Linked DNA regions of Homo sapiens: region 2 is linked to region 1. A link is a contact called in ENCODE Hi-C or POLR2A ChIA-PET data. All regions are on one chromosome and are shown on one strand. Each heading gives the region's core, a stretch centred on a gene start or an enhancer-like site at or near the end of the contact. The rest is flanking DNA. Distances are from core to core; before and after follow the strand shown. Region 1 has its middle 82 kb from the start of SLF1. Region 2 overlaps SLF1 (SMC5/6 complex localization factor 1).

Evidence for each region. Hi-C counts contacts between places; a loop is a spot of excess contacts on that map. ChIA-PET counts read pairs that join two places held with the same protein, here RNA polymerase II (POLR2A). Pooled maps may share reads with other maps.
Region 2: a loop to region 1 is called in a pooled map, with 2.9 times the contacts of the local background. The contact joins two enhancer-like sites. A Hi-C loop is called at or near these places in 1 of 168 maps with a recorded cell type or tissue (endothelial cell of hepatic sinusoid), 3 of 37 single-sample maps with no recorded cell type and 3 of 50 pooled maps. POLR2A ChIA-PET finds 5 or more read pairs at or near these places in 1 of 52 experiments (OCI-LY7).

The regions. Positions count from the first base shown.
Region 1 is chr5:94,699,269-94,702,189 of GRCh38, forward strand. No RefSeq gene overlaps it. Among named protein-coding and RNA genes, the nearest start is that of SLF1, 82 kb to the left of the region's middle. Within about 2 kb of position 1,428, at least 2 of the 41 ENCODE cell types and tissues checked have a DNase peak (open chromatin) inside an H3K27ac peak, as active enhancers do.
Region 2 is chr5:94,630,763-94,633,683 of GRCh38, forward strand. The region is part of intron 4 of SLF1 (SMC5/6 complex localization factor 1); the gene reads left to right. Among named protein-coding and RNA genes, the nearest start is that of SLF1, 14 kb to the left of the region's middle. RefSeq lists an enhancer at 2,190-2,689. Within about 2 kb of position 1,394, at least 3 of the 41 ENCODE cell types and tissues checked have a DNase peak (open chromatin) inside an H3K27ac peak, as active enhancers do.

The DNA.
Region 1 (2,921 bases), core at 178-2,677:
TATTTCCAATTAGAATTAAAACATATACTTCCAAATTAGTCATTTTTGTATCATGGCCCCAAATCTTTTTAGATGTAGAACCCAGATTTGGTAGATCTAATCCTCTTCCTTGCCAAAGTATCTGAGTTGGATCAAGTGAACGTTAATGTATTATGGATGTTAAACATTAATAGAGAATGGCTCACTAGTTTGGGACATACAATTTCATTCTACCAAAGAGTAGAAATTTAAACAAAAAACAAAACAAAAGGTTTAGCACTTCCAAAAAGTCAGGTGCGCTGAACTGAAAATCTGGAATCCAGGTTTGAATTTATACCTATCATACTGTCGTTTATCTTGATAGTAGATGAACTAAAATTACCACTGCTTCTCTATTCTGTCTCAAAGTGAAATAAATAGTAATATTGAAAAATCATTAATCTTAAAGTGTTGACAGATGAAAATAACTTAGTTTGTTGTCAGTGACTTCTCAACCTAAAGGTTAGGTCAACAGTGGTTTATGTCATGACTCTTAATAAATTTTTCTAATGACCAGAATAGTTTGATTTATGATAGTTTTTTTGTTTTTGTTTAAAGGAATATTTATCTTTGTTATCTGGCTTCATCCTAAAGATGCATTTTTCTACTTTGCATTCATTCCTTTTTATATTAGAGATAAAATTACCGAGCAATAAGTAAAATCTGGTAAAATTAAAATATGTGTTTTAAGGAATTTTCCAGGAAAACTTAAAAGCAGAATTGTAAAGGTGAAAACTGGACAAGGGGATGAGGGGAAAAATGGTTAAGAATCATTCTGCTTAAAGGAATCCAAAGGGTAAAGATTTCTAGGTACTGTTTATTATATTGATGGAACTTAATGAAGGTATAAAATCAGACAAGCATGTAGACTAATCTCAGAAATAAACTGGGTCTTTGAAATTTTTGAATAATATTCGATAAACTAAACCAAAGGTCCAGATAATTGTTTTATAGAAGGTTCTTTTGGTCGAAATTCAATTTAATCAAAAATAAAGAATAATAAAATTCCAGTTCTAATGGTATCAGAAACAGGCTAGATTTTTTTTCACTGTTTTTTAAAAAACAATTGACACATAATAATTGTACATGTTTATTAGGGTACAGTGTGATGCTTCAATACATGTGTACATTGTATAATGATAAAATCATGGTGGTTAACATGTCATTTATCTTAAACCTTTCCAATTTCTTTGTGGTGATAACGTTCAAGACCCACTTTTCTAGCTATCTTGAAATATAATACATTGTTATTATCTGTAGTCGCCCCACTATGTAATAGAACATCAGCACTTACTCTTCTTAGTTCATCTAACTAACTTTGTAGCCCTTCAGACCATCCTCTCCCCATCTTTGCCTTCCCTCCCTTTCCCTTCCCAGCCTCTGGTAACCACCATTCTACTGTCTACTTCTATGAGATCACCTCTCTTAGCTTCCACATGTAAGTGAGATCATGTGGTATTTGTCTTCCTGTGAGAAAAAGGTTGTTTCGAATAGTAATACTCAGTCCTTTCTCACAGGCAAATCTTGACTCATTTCTTATTTTCCTGTCATTTCAGTTCTTTTACACTCCCAAAAATACTGTTAAGTTCCTACATGTTACTGGAGGAAATGGACTCAGAGAGTTGAAAGCTACTTATTAAAAGTGGTTGGACCTTTTACCTAAATATCATTTTTTACTAATATTAATATTTTAAAATTGAAACTAAATGTTATTAAAAAGGATCTTCTCAGCCAGACATGGTAGCACATGCCTATAGTCCCAGCTATTTGAGAGGCTGAGGCAGAATGATCACTTGAGCCCAGGAGTTCAAGGCCAACCTGAGCAACATAGCAAGACTCTTTTAAAAAAATAATAACATAAATATATCATCTAAATTACATAAGGAAAAAGATTGTAAGTAAAAAATTGCTTATAGTGATTGTCTTTATGTGAAAAAATTTTGGATCTTTTTCACCTCTCCAGGTTTCTTTGTAATGATTTGTATTTGTTTATAATACCAGTATCCAATTTATTTTGAAAGTAATGCTCCTGATTTAAGTAAGAATCAGTCCTTGAAATTTTTCTAAAGTTGCCTTATTTAAACTGGCACCTACTGGATTTTTAAAAGGTAAATTACAGTTTTAATATACTATTTAAAGTTGGATATAATTAAAAGTATAATTAGTATTATCTAACACAGATCTCAAAAAATACACTATACATGTGCTCCTTTTTTCAAAGTGAATCTGACCACTTTACTGATATGGTTCTCTACTCTTTAAGACACTTCAAAATGGAGCCCCAAGTATGCTGAAGTGGGAACTGGGGGGACTTTACTCTTTTGTAGTACTCTTAAATTGCTAAAGATTAAACTTGCTCATGTGGATACTATGTGGAGTCATAACATATCTTTACTTTGTGATTTTAGTATTTATGGGACCTGAAGAATTACTTGTTCTCTAGTGAGATTTTTCAGATACGACACAGAAAAGCAGGGAGAAACTGGTAAGATTAAATGATAGCTACATTTATTCAAAGATTGTACCTTAAATGGCTTTGAAAGGATACTACTGTATAAAGAATTTTTTTCTTCTATCATCACTCTGAAAAAATATCCACTTTATAACTTATTATTTGCAACATTAATGCAGATACAAACAACCCTCTGTTGAGAGAATTCTGAGAGTGTCTTACCACAGCTCTCCAGAGCATATTATTTTGCACCTCTTCTGTGAAGGCCGGCAAAATAGCTTCTTGAAAGGTACTCTTTTAAGTAGTACAACTCAGAACAATCTTTTTACAGTTGTGTTTTGTATAAATATCCTGGATACCTACATGGTAACTATAGTACAACCTGATAGTATCAATCTGTTTTTAGGGGGAAGATTTCTTACCTACCGGTCAGGGCTGTTGTCACAGTTAT
Region 2 (2,921 bases), core at 144-2,643, 69 kb before region 1:
AAGCTAAAGCAATTAATGAGAAAATAATTTTGATTTGCATGAGTACTTTCTGTATTTTTTTGCAATTATTAGCCCAAATGAGCCATGGTGATTTACTCCAATCTCCTAGGTAAGCCATTATGCTCGTTTAGACTTATGTGTCTTTAATAGAACAAAATCTACTTTACAATATTGTTTTAGATTATTCTGGATATCTCTATTTTACTTTCCATGTTATTCCTTTTGGCCAACTCAAGCAAAACAAAAAAGGAAAACTAATTGGGAGTTTTTTGTTTCTAGTTATGAAGCACTTTTAGACTTTTGGTATTATCACAAAAGCATCATTCTGGGTTTATGTAGTGCTGTCTTCATTATTCATACTGTTTTCATCATAATTTTATTTCATTTTGTCCTTGGTATATTTTTAAAAGCTTTTTTATTGGGTAAACTGTATTCTAAGACTGCTGTTACTTTTTTTTTTATGGCAAGAGGGTGGGGAGTGTTTTTGTCTCTTAGTTAAATGTAATTTATAATCAATAACATGCACACAAATTAAGGGTATATTTTGATGAGTTTGGACAAATTGATGCACCCATGTTACCCTCACTATAATCAAGATCTGTTACATGTACATTATCCTATAATGTTCTCTTGTGTCCTTGAACATTTAGTTCTGTACCACCAACACCAGGCAACCACTAATTTCCTTTTTATCACTATAGACTAGATGTATACTTTTTAAGAGGTCCTTATGAATGGGATCATACTTAAATACTGCTTTGATATAGCTTCATTTCTCTAGTACAGTATTATTAAGATTCATCCATTTTGTGTATACCAGCAGTTCATTCCTTTTTGTTGCTGAGTAGTAGTCTACTCCATGGATATGTTACAGTCTGTTTATTCACATATTGGTAGATATTTGGGATTTTTTTGTCTTTGCTAATATAAATTGAGCTGCTATGAACATTTGGTTACAAGTATTCATGCAGACATGTTTTCAGTTCTCTTGGGAAATATCTCGGAATGAATGAATTTATACTGTTTGAGATGGCAATTATGTGTGTAACATTATAAGAAAATGCCAAACTGGCCAGGCATAGTGGCTCAGGTCTGTAATCCTAGCACTTTGAGAGGCCAAGGCAGGAGGTGATTACTTGACCCCAGAGTCTTAGATCAGCCTGGGCAACATGGCGAGATGCTGTCTCTACAAAATTTTTTTTTCTTTCTTTTTTTTTTTTTTTTTTCCAAATTAAATTAGCCAGGCTTGGTGATGCATGTCCTAGTCCTAGCCACTTGGGAGGCTGAGGTGGGAAGATAGCCTAGAGCCCAGGAGTTGGAGGCTGCAGAGAGCTATGAACTGTTTTTCAAAGTAGTACCATTTTATATTCCCAGTAGTAGTGTATGAGAGTTCCTGTTGCTCTGAAGTTATTTTGGCACTGTTAACGAAAATCAATTGACCATGTATGTGTGGTCTATTTCTGGACTTCCTGTTTGGTTCCAGTGATCTCTATATCTACCTTATACCAACACTACACTGTTTTGGTTACTGTGTCTTTAAGTGAGTCTTGAAATTAGGTACTATGGGTTTCTTAACTTAGTCTTTTTAAAAGTTGTTTTAGTGAATCTGGATTCTTTGTATTTCCGTACACATTTTAGAATCACTGTCAATTTCTGTGAAAATGCAAACTGGTATTTTGATTGGGATTGTATTTTATAGGTCAAATCTTAACAATATTGAGTCTTCCTATTAGTGAACTATGTATTCTCCGCTTGTTCTTTAATGTCTTATAGTTCTCATTATATAAATCTTGCACATATTTTATTAAATTTATTCCTAGGTATTTTGTGTTTTGGGGTGCTATTATAGATTGCTCTTAAACTTTTTATCTGCATCTTTTGAGATAATTTGCTTTTCTCCTTTATTTTCTTAATATGTTGAATTATACTTGTTTGTTTCTTTTATTTATTTATTTTGAGACAGAGTCTCGGTCTGTCGCCCAGGCTGGAGTGCAGTGGTGCAATCTCGGCTCACTGGAAGCTCCGCCTCCCGGGTTCACGCCATTCTTCTGCCTCAGCCTCCTGAGTAGCTGGGACTACAGGTGCCCGGCTAATTTTCTGTATTTTTTAGTACAGGTGGGGTTTCACTGTGTTAGTCAGGATGGTCTTGATCTCCTGACCTCGTGATCTGCCCGCCTCGGCCTCCTAGAGTGGTGGAATTACAGGCTTGAGCCACCGCGCCCGACCTTTATTTTTTTAATTTTTTGAGGTAGCGTTTTGCTCTTGTTGCCCCGGCTGGAGTGCAGTGGCGTGATCTTGGCTCACCGCAACCTCTGCCTCCTGGGTTCAAACAATTCTGCCTCAGCCTCCCGAGTAGCTGGGACCACAGGCATATGCCATCACACCCGGCTAATTTTATATTTTTAGTAGAGATGGGGTTTCTCCATGTTGGTTAGGCTGGTCTCAAACTCCCGACCTCAGGTGATCCGCCCACCTCGGCCTCCCAAAGTGCTGGGATTACAGGCGTGAACCACTGCGACCGGCCACTTGATTCATTCTTAAATGTTAAACCAAACTTGTATTCTTGAGATAAACTGTACTTCATCATGGTGTATTTTTTCTGGTTCATTTTTAATATTTTGCTGATTCTATTTGCAATTTTTAAAAATGATTTTTGTATCCTAAACCTGATAAATGACATCTATGTAAATATCTAAACCTAATGTGATATTTAATGGTGAAAGATTTTTTCCCCCATGATTGGTAACAAGGCAAGGATGCTGACTCTTAAAATTTCTGTTTAGCATTTACTGGATGTACTAGCCATTGCAATAAGCCAGAAAAGAAATGAAGCATAAAATTGCAAAGAAAGAAAAATAATTGTCTTTATTTCCAAAGACATGGTTGTGTACTAAAAAATTTAACGAAGATACTAGAAGATC